2 separate regions of the Homo sapiens genome follow, and region 1 is linked to region 2. Evidence: chromatin contacts called from ENCODE Hi-C or POLR2A ChIA-PET data. All regions are on one chromosome and are shown on one strand. The core of a region is the stretch at or near the end of the contact, and the rest is flanking DNA. Distances in the headings are between cores, read along the strand shown.

Region 1 (4,156 bases), core at 666-3,165, 35 kb after region 2:
GATGCTTCTGCATTTCTTTCCCTTTGTGCTTGTGATCAATCACACATGAACCCATGGCAGCTTGGGCTGGAGAAACATATAGCACAACAGAACTACCTGACCGAACCCTGTATCAAATACATATGCCCTCTGCCCTAACCACATGTTCCTAGTCTATTTGGTGTTCCAACATTGTATCTCCATTTGATTTCCTGACACTTCCATCCATCTGCAGGGCTTTCTGTGCTATGAATATTTATTTTTAGTTAAAGTGGATTCAAATTTCCAGAGTAATTTTAGGAAGAATTCCCAGGTACATTTAGGAAGCAACAAAGCAGAGGCTGGACTCTCTGATCTGATATTGCTTTGTGACTTGAGCACTGAAGATACACACACAGCATCTGTTCCTGAGAAGCAATGTTCGCCCCAGGTGGGTCTCCCTCCACTCCAATCCACTCCTGGGTGATTCCCCCTTGTGGACCTGTGCCGAAGGACTAGGGAACAAAAGCAAATTAATTTTAAAACAGGCTTGAGAAAAAAAAATTAGGAAGATTAAATTAATCTACATGACAATTCCCAATAAGAATGGTTTTTGTACTATATACTCCTATTGCCTCTTCATGGGAATGTGCACCCAGTACCTATTCAGAGAGGCTGGTATGGATTAGTCTGTGCACAGACACATGGATGCATGTCCCGCAACAGGCTAATAGCAGGGCCAGCCAGAGTTCCGCTTAACCAACATCCATACAGCGCTCCACCCCCTTAGGTGTGAACAGTTTAACCTAGCAAAAACATCCAGGGAAGACGCAATCACCAGCGAGAGGAGCAATCACACCTCAAGTGGAAGTTTATGATGTTTTGGTTCACAATGAACATTAGTCTCTCCCACTAATGTCAGGCAGTAATTCACCACTGAACAGCAGCCATAAAAATGATCGCTTAGTGAAAGGAAAGCAAGAGGCAGAGAAAGCAAGAGAGGGAAAAGATTCCAGCAGAAATATTCAAGCAAAGAAATCTCGTGCTTCTGAGACAACACTGAGCTGATTGTCCCAACTCAAGCCAAAGATTTAGGTTTGCTTGGCCCTAAAGCCAGTCAAGATGGCATTTGCCTTATGATTTTTACCTATAGTGGAAATGTTAACAGTCTGTAGGTTATTGCTAAGTTCCTAGACACCTGCTTATGACTGTAGTATTTATAGGTCATATTTCTTAACACACATACCCTTAAAGCTCACCACAGGAAGAGGCTGCCAATACCATCTGCAACACACACACATCAGAAAACATCAAAGACATCTAAATTGGCACTTTCCTCACCTCCTTTCCCCCCGCTTCATGTGACGTGTGCACTAAAGGAGTGAAATTACGGTCGTCAAAGACAAGGTTGCAAATGATTGGGACTCATGCCTTTCAAGCAAAATAAAAAGTAATTTTGAGAGCAGCCCACGGATAGCTCGGTCTAGCTCCTGGACCCCTGAAACCCACAGCAAACACCCTTACTCTTAGCATCCCCCCAAGCTCTCTCCTGCCCACCTACCCCCATTTCCAGTCTCTTGTCATACCGTAAAGAACTCTGAAAGGTCCTTGATACACACAGGAGATTATTACAGGGCTCAGAGAAACCAACTCTGTAATTATGGCTACAGTATGATTTCCATTATTCTCACGCCCTGGCCTCAGTCACTTGCAAAACTTCCAGCAAAATCCTCCTGCAGCTCCACAACTTGTCACGGCTGGGCCTCTGCCCAAAAGGTGACTGTGGTCCTGATAACCTCTGGGAAAAGCAAGTCAGAATTATTACAAGGAAAGGGGAGTGGTGCTTAGTGAGTGAGTGGGGGTGGGGAATTCTATTGTTCAAGAAAAAATAAATAAATGGGCCACTTTTGCTTTTTATTATTTCAAACAACAGACTCGGCAGCCCAGCCTTCCTTTCCCAACTCAGACTGTTCCCCTGGGCCAGCTGTGCTGAGTCTGCAGGCACGGGAGCCGGGCTTGAGCAAAACCATTAAAAGGCTGCCACTCCAAGCCTGCAGAGCAGAAAGTTTGGCCGCCCCAGTGGCCTGGCTTTCCCCGGGAGGACCGAAGGCTCATTCCCCCCAACTGACCCTTGCGCTCTTACCTTTCAAATGTTTATGCCTCACCAGCCCCACCACTGCTCTGGAAATTAGATAGAATATCCCAGGTGGCTGAAACAGAACTGTTCTTATATCAACCTACCAAAGTAAAAGATGGGAATGCCGGCCGCGGTTTATGAAGCCCCAGCCTCTTGGTGGGGTATTGCCTGTGTCACCTGTCACTGCCTGCCTGACCGACTGCTGGACTCTGTCCTTACCTGCCTCAGGAGGGTTGTCTCTGAGCGCCTTGCTGGCCCAGGCTCCTGGGGGTGTCCTGATCCCAAACTCATGGTGCTGCACTTGACCTCCCTGTCGGGGAACAGATTTGGACAGGCTTCCACAGGCAAGAGAGTACCAGTCACCAAATGCCTCAACCCACCCTTGGACAAACAGCACAAAAATGCAAGTTGACTATCTTGGGTTTACAATGCAGCCATGGTCAGGAAACACCTTCCTTTTTCCAAGAGAAAATAACTGTTTTGTTATGTGCACTGAACTCTCAATGTTCATTTCATTGATAACATTCACTGCCCAACCAGCTCAGACAATCACACACACACACAAATCCTCATCCAGGGTCTACTCCATCCTGCCAGCTAGTAAATGGTCCTCTGGCAGCTGGTAGGAAATTCAGCGGGTAAGACTCTTTTAGGGCAAGGCAGGAAGTTACTTCTACATTGCACTGAGATTGAGCTCACCGGAGAAAAGAGTTAAAGCATCCCCCATACTGCTTGCTGACTTATTTACTCTTAATGGTGCTCATTCACCCATTGCAGCAGGTGAAGCAGGTCTCAGTGCATGAATTGTACACAGTAATGCCCCCGGTATTTAGAATTCACTTTTCCAGCAGACCAAATTTGCCAAATCCTACTGAAGAATCGAGCCATCTGATTCACCTGCCCAAAAGCTCATGTACTTCTCTCCTCAGTGTGGACTGACGCGTGTCAGACACAATTTCAGAGTTTGGCTATCTGGTTTCCTAGCCCACCAAAGCTGGAAGCTGCAGAATGAGGGAGGAGGAAAGGTGCTGAAGTCAACCAGGATTCCTGGCAGCAACTGGAAGTGATGAGTGGCCAAGTGCATGAGAGGAAGACCCGGGAAGGCAGCAAAAATCAGACACAGGAGCTGTGTGGGGATAACATGCCCATGTCTCACAGCGTCTTCCCTGGGCATCCACAAAACTCAGTTCAATATGTGAACAAAAATCACGAGGAGTCTGAGGCAGCAAGGAAAGATTCCATTGCGCTTACCATTTTCTTCACAGAACGGAGGTATGAAATACAATTCTTTGCAGGGAATTATGAAATACAATTCTTAAAAATGTGTACACAATGATTTTGCTGTTTTTTAGTTGTGACACTGAAGGCGGTCCACTCAAATTAGGCAGTTACTTCCTCCTGGGCAGCACCTGCTGTGTGGTACATCATGGACACCATTCTTGCAGAGTACCATGGTGTTTCCCCAGTGCTCATTGTTTTCTTTCCCAGTCATTACCCATAGAATTACTCCACACACAAGTTCCCAAGTCACAAACACACTCTGGGGTGCCCGCCTCTTGTCCTCCACATGCTCCCATTCCAGACACACCACCTGTCCGCAGAGATGCCAACAGAAATGATTGCTGGGCTGTTACATTGTTGGATGGTAAAATAGGCATAGTCCTCTAAATATGCCCAGAACATTTCCTCTTGACCATCCAGAGCTAGCAGCCAGAAATACAGCAAAGGGAAATGGAGGGATTAAGGCTTAGTCTCAATCTTTACTCAATCTGAATCACACAATGTCCAGAGAACCCCAAAAGAAGCCAAAATAAAGCAAGCAAGAGCTCCACATGGAATCATCAATATTTCCTGGGAAAGGACTAAAATGCAATTATTGGCCAACAGGAAACAGGACCTCCTGCCTACCACCTTAGAAGGACTTTTAACCCAATCAAGAAGGGCATGCACTATAGGGCCAGTTCCAACTCATGAGATGAGAAGCCTGAACACAAAACATCCCTGGGCGGATGACTGCTCCCAACACAGCTGATGAGCCAAGATCGCCCAGGACTCCAGAAC
Region 2 (4,594 bases), core at 1,732-4,231:
TTGCGAACACCAGGGTAGAAGTATTTACACCATAGAAATTGGCATCTGCTATAAATTAGGGCTTCTTTTTTCTGCAGAGCCAAGAGTTTCATGAAGAGGGTGCCCAGTCATGTGGTCAACATAGAAAGAGGGAGAGGCATAGAAAGGGTGGGGTGAGGAGGACGAGGTGGAGGCAAGTCAGGGAAACCACATTCTTTAGTATCCTCGGAAAAGCAAACTCTAAACAATCACCTTTCCTTCCTTCCTAACTAGGAAACATCTTATTCCCTCTGCAGCTATATGTTATTTCTTCTCTAAGGAAAGCAGTTATTGTTTCTTGTTCTCAGACCTAAAGTGGAGAAAACTAGAGACAGAACTTTGGATCCTATCATTTCTCAGAAGCCATGAGTCAGAGAAGGAAGAACCAACAAAGGGCTCTGAACTATAGACTGAATTCTATATGCACATTTATACATAGCCCAGTTCTAGTTGTCTCTAGAGATTTCTTATGTAGAAATATCTATACAAGACAACAGCTAACTGTAGAGCTCATCAAAATCAGGGATTGTACCTTTCATTTCTTATATAACCATGGTTGTACCTGGTAAGATATTAATGTTACAACAGGTAATGAATAAAATTTTGGTTTATTAATTGAATCACTTTGAATTGAATTGGATTGGTGGCAAACCACTGGTTTATGATCAGATGTCAAGACTTTTCAAATCCCTTTTCTAAGAGGTAAAAATTAGCTGGTTGGCTGGCTGGCTAGACCAATAGACACTGATTAGGCATACACATGACCTTATAAGTTATCTTGAGCTCACACCCCTGGCTCTACTCATTCCTGTATTGTCCAGTTGGATGGCTTTGCTTCTTTCTCCACAGTTCTCCTGGCCTCTTACTCAGATCCATGTGCTTTGGGCTTTTGGTTCTTAGTAAGCTGGTAACTTGGCCCCTGACTACATTCAACTGTGCACCTTGAACAACCCAAATTAAAACAATCCAAAGCCTAGTCAGGTCAAGACAATGAAGCTGGTGCCACCATGTCCACATTCAGAAGTGGACTCAGAAGGCAGGAGGAACCATGTTCTCCAAACCCCCAACTCAATCAGTGTTTCCCACTGCAGATGATCCATTTCAGGGAAACCATGCCCAAAGAGATGAACGGACAGATCCTGGTCACATGGCACCAGCTCTACTCCCATAAAGGGGTGAGGAGGCAGAGGTACCTTATTTAGAAACCTGTCCTTTTCTGGATCCTCTGTCACACATGACTGCCACTGTCACACATGACTGCCACCATTGGTCATGCTTCTCTCTTTCCTGACAGCTTCCTCCAGAACCAGAGGCAAAGCACCTTCAGTGCCCTGTACAAAAGCCCAGGTTTGCTGGGCTGGGGCACTGCCTCAACAGAGAGGCCCATCCTCCCCAACCTAGTGGCAGAAGTCCAGACTACTTCCACCCTAATCTGGCAATGGGTGTTCGCCTTGGGGGAACCAAGACCTCTCTGAGAATCTTCTCAAATATTTTGGAAAATGCTCATGCATCCATTGTTTTACAGACAAACTTACAGAGCTCAGCGGCTGTGACAGTCCCCCTGGGGGCCCTGGGCTAATGGCCTCTGATGAAATGCCTCTCCCAGTCACACTGTCCATTTCCTTCCTGGACACCAGCTCCTGTTTTTCATTTCTCGAGTCCCCTCTGTCCTCCAGGAAGGAAGATGACTGCTCTATGGTACACCTCCACATACAGGTGAGCACACTGATATCCACAGAGGCCATGCAACTTGCTCAGGCTCGCACAGAAGTTACTAGGAGAGATGGGATCGGGATGTAGGTCCAGGAGGCTGTGGCTCTTTCTAGAATTTAATGCAGCCACACAGTGCTGTGTTTGTGGATCTCAGAAGCAACCACATCAAAACCCTGGCCTCTACTCTTCCTCAGCTATGAAGGAGGTATGAAACCTCATACATGAAGTTTCAAAATGGGAGGGAGTGCTCCTCCAAGGAAGCAGGTAGGTCTTTGCTCAGAGGTAGGCGGGACACGTGATTAGCTCTGTGTGTACTGGGGTGATGTCTTCAGAACCAATACCGTAAATGCCTCTGACACACCGTTTCCACTGTTAATGAGAAAGCTCTAAGAGCCATTAATCTCATTACTGTTCTATCAGCAGCCAGTGATCATGTTCATTTCACTCCTCCTCTCCAACTCCTTGGTCACTCAGCTACTGAGAAGGGTGGACTGGGAAGGCTGGAAAGGCCAGGACCCTGCCCTCAACTGAAGTCAACGGTGGCATCACTCCAGAATTCTTGGAGCAGAGGAACCTGCTCAGCCTGCTATAGGAACAATGGCCAAGGAGGCAGCTGTGTCCCCAGGACTCCTAGCCCCCTTAGTGGGCCTCTTCAGCCCTCTTTCTCTCTGAGATTCTGGAGTATTTCTGTATGTCCATGAGGGAGCACTCTGTCCCACTATGGCCTGGAGCTCCCTGAGCAAGTCGGAGGCCCAGGAGGCCCACATGGATGAGTCAGTCCCTAGTCCTCTTGTTTTATGGCTCAAGGTCCTCTGCAGGGGTGGAATCTTTGACCCAAGGCTAAGGAGCCCAGAAAGATGATTCAAGTCAGAGAATAATTCCAGGTCACCCTCTCTTCTGTAGCCACACCTTCAAGGTGTAGATTATACAAACCCAGAAGTCCTAGTTACTCACTAACCCCCAGCCACTTTTGTGAAAATGGCACTTGACTGCTATGCCTTATGGAAGACCGTGTCTAAGGAAGGAGCGTGAGGCCAGGTGTGGTAAGTCTAGACCACGAGGGACTCAGGGCCCACCCTTCACAGCTGAGGCCTCATCCACGCTGGTCCAGAAGTCTTCCCATCATAAGCATCTCATCTTAAGGAGCGGCTGGGTTATATTCCAGTCCTTCTGGCTGATGTCTGCACCCTGGGCCTCCTCTTTGCTGCATCCTTGCCCTGAGGCTTCTTGAGGTTATCACAGGAAAAGGGTTAGAGGCAGCAGCGGCTGCTGACGTCACATCAGTATCCCCTTCACCACCAAGAGCCAATGTGCTGAGCAGCTTAGAGGGTATTTGAGGAAGCATGTCCACAAGGGCAGATGGGCCTGGTACTCGGGAAGTTGGGAAAATACAATTAGACAGAAGCCTGGTCCCAAATCAAAATTTCAGTAAGGGCTTGCCTGCACTGATGTCCAGCAAGGAAAGGCTATTTCCTTTGTGGGGTCTCCTGTACTCTGTTGTCAGCCCTGCCTGATGGGCCCAGTGGGTAAAGGGCAGTGAGCTGAGCTGTCATTGAAATATCCCTGCATGTAGAGAGTCTTTCTAGAAGGAAGCAAGAGCTTGGTCCACGGACTCCCATGAGACTCCAAAAAGAGAAGGCAGTGCCGGCCCCTGGAAGAGACCAAGCTCACACTCCTAAGCTACCCCAGTGGCCCAGGAGTGATTGGCACAGGGATGGGATGGGGCTGTGTGGGAAGGGCAAGTTCATTGGTAGGCAGGGCCCTCCTGGCCCTGACAGCCAACGATTCCCATCTTTCTTCAATCAATAAAACTTCTGCTCCCTTCAGTCTGTCTGGAAGCTCTTCCCAAAAGGAGGCTCAAAGTATCAGACACCAAAATATTACATCACACTCCCTGCCCACTTCCTTCCCCAAGAGTCCTCTCTTATTCCAAAAAGGGATGCTGGAAGGACACACAAGAGTTTCTTGCCCTTTTCTTTTGGTTTTATTTTTGTCTCAAGTCTGGCTTAGCCATGGGAGTCAGAGTAGAGAAAGAAGATGTTTTCCTCCCCTGCTTTGGCCAGGAGGATAATTCCAAAGGAAATCAAAAACCTTTATCTGTCATCATCTCCCCCAGCAAGGCATCCCAGCACCATGCATTTAATAGAAAGAGAAATCGTTCCAGCATGGAGAGATGGAAGAGACAGCAATAAAAGGCCAGGCTTCTGCCTCCCACATTAGCGTCCCACCCATCAGGAAGCATGCCAAGTCACTTCAGACCCAGGGAGCCTGTGGCATGCCCATCTCTACCAAGTACATGTTAGCAGAGCTCAGAAGGCCAGGAAAAGAAGAAGTAATGTGTCCAACACAAGGAAAGCGATGGTGGCCATGACGTCTTGGGAAATCCAAAAAAACATGGCACACAGTGTTTCTAGTCTCGCATCTCTCCCTGCAAGGCTCATTAGTGAGCCCTCACACACTGCAAGATATGGTCTGAAAGGTGTAAGGGTCCAGCTCCCAGCTCCCTGGGGGCCTGATACTCTACCCTCTCGCTTCTGTGGGGAGAGATGCAAAGAAAGGCAATATGGCCATCTCTTCATGGGCAACTCTCTTCCAACCCAAGCTCTCTGATCTTCAAAGGGGAGAGATGGGGTTGGACATGAGCATCAGTGCAAGGGCTCAGAGAAATGTATCAGCTGCAAGACAGCTCCCAAGATGGTCAGAAATGCAGGTCCTAATTACATCCCTCCATTGGCTATGACCTTGGGTCACCACACACCAATTATTTACTCTGGCAAAGTGATTAGGGAATTGGAACCAGGGAATGGATATGTGTTGGGGTAGAGGCGGGAACCTGGGGGTTCAGAAGATGAGGATGGCAGTG

The links. Hi-C counts contacts between places; a loop is a spot of excess contacts on that map. ChIA-PET counts read pairs that join two places held with the same protein, here RNA polymerase II (POLR2A). Pooled maps may share reads with other maps.
Region 1: a loop to region 2 is called in a map of natural killer cell, with 5 times the contacts of the local background. The contact joins two enhancer-like sites. A Hi-C loop is called at or near these places in 4 of 168 maps with a recorded cell type or tissue (CD8-positive, alpha-beta T cell, natural killer cell and tibial artery) and 6 of 50 pooled maps. POLR2A ChIA-PET finds 5 or more read pairs at or near these places in 4 of 52 experiments (Caco-2, PC-3, activated CD4-positive, alpha-beta T cell and 1 more).

The regions. Positions count from the first base shown.
Region 1 is chr7:132,484,541-132,488,696 of GRCh38, forward strand. The region is part of intron 3 of PLXNA4 (plexin A4); the gene reads right to left. Among named protein-coding and RNA genes, the nearest start is that of PLXNA4, 90 kb to the right of the region's middle. Within about 2 kb of position 1,916, at least 5 of the 41 ENCODE cell types and tissues checked have a DNase peak (open chromatin) inside an H3K27ac peak, as active enhancers do; they include natural killer cell, where a contact is called at or near this core.
Region 2 is chr7:132,448,375-132,452,968 of GRCh38, forward strand. The region is part of intron 3 of PLXNA4 (plexin A4); the gene reads right to left. Among named protein-coding and RNA genes, the nearest start is that of PLXNA4-AS1, 98 kb to the left of the region's middle. Within about 2 kb of position 2,982, at least 2 of the 41 ENCODE cell types and tissues checked have a DNase peak (open chromatin) inside an H3K27ac peak, as active enhancers do; they include natural killer cell, where a contact is called at or near this core.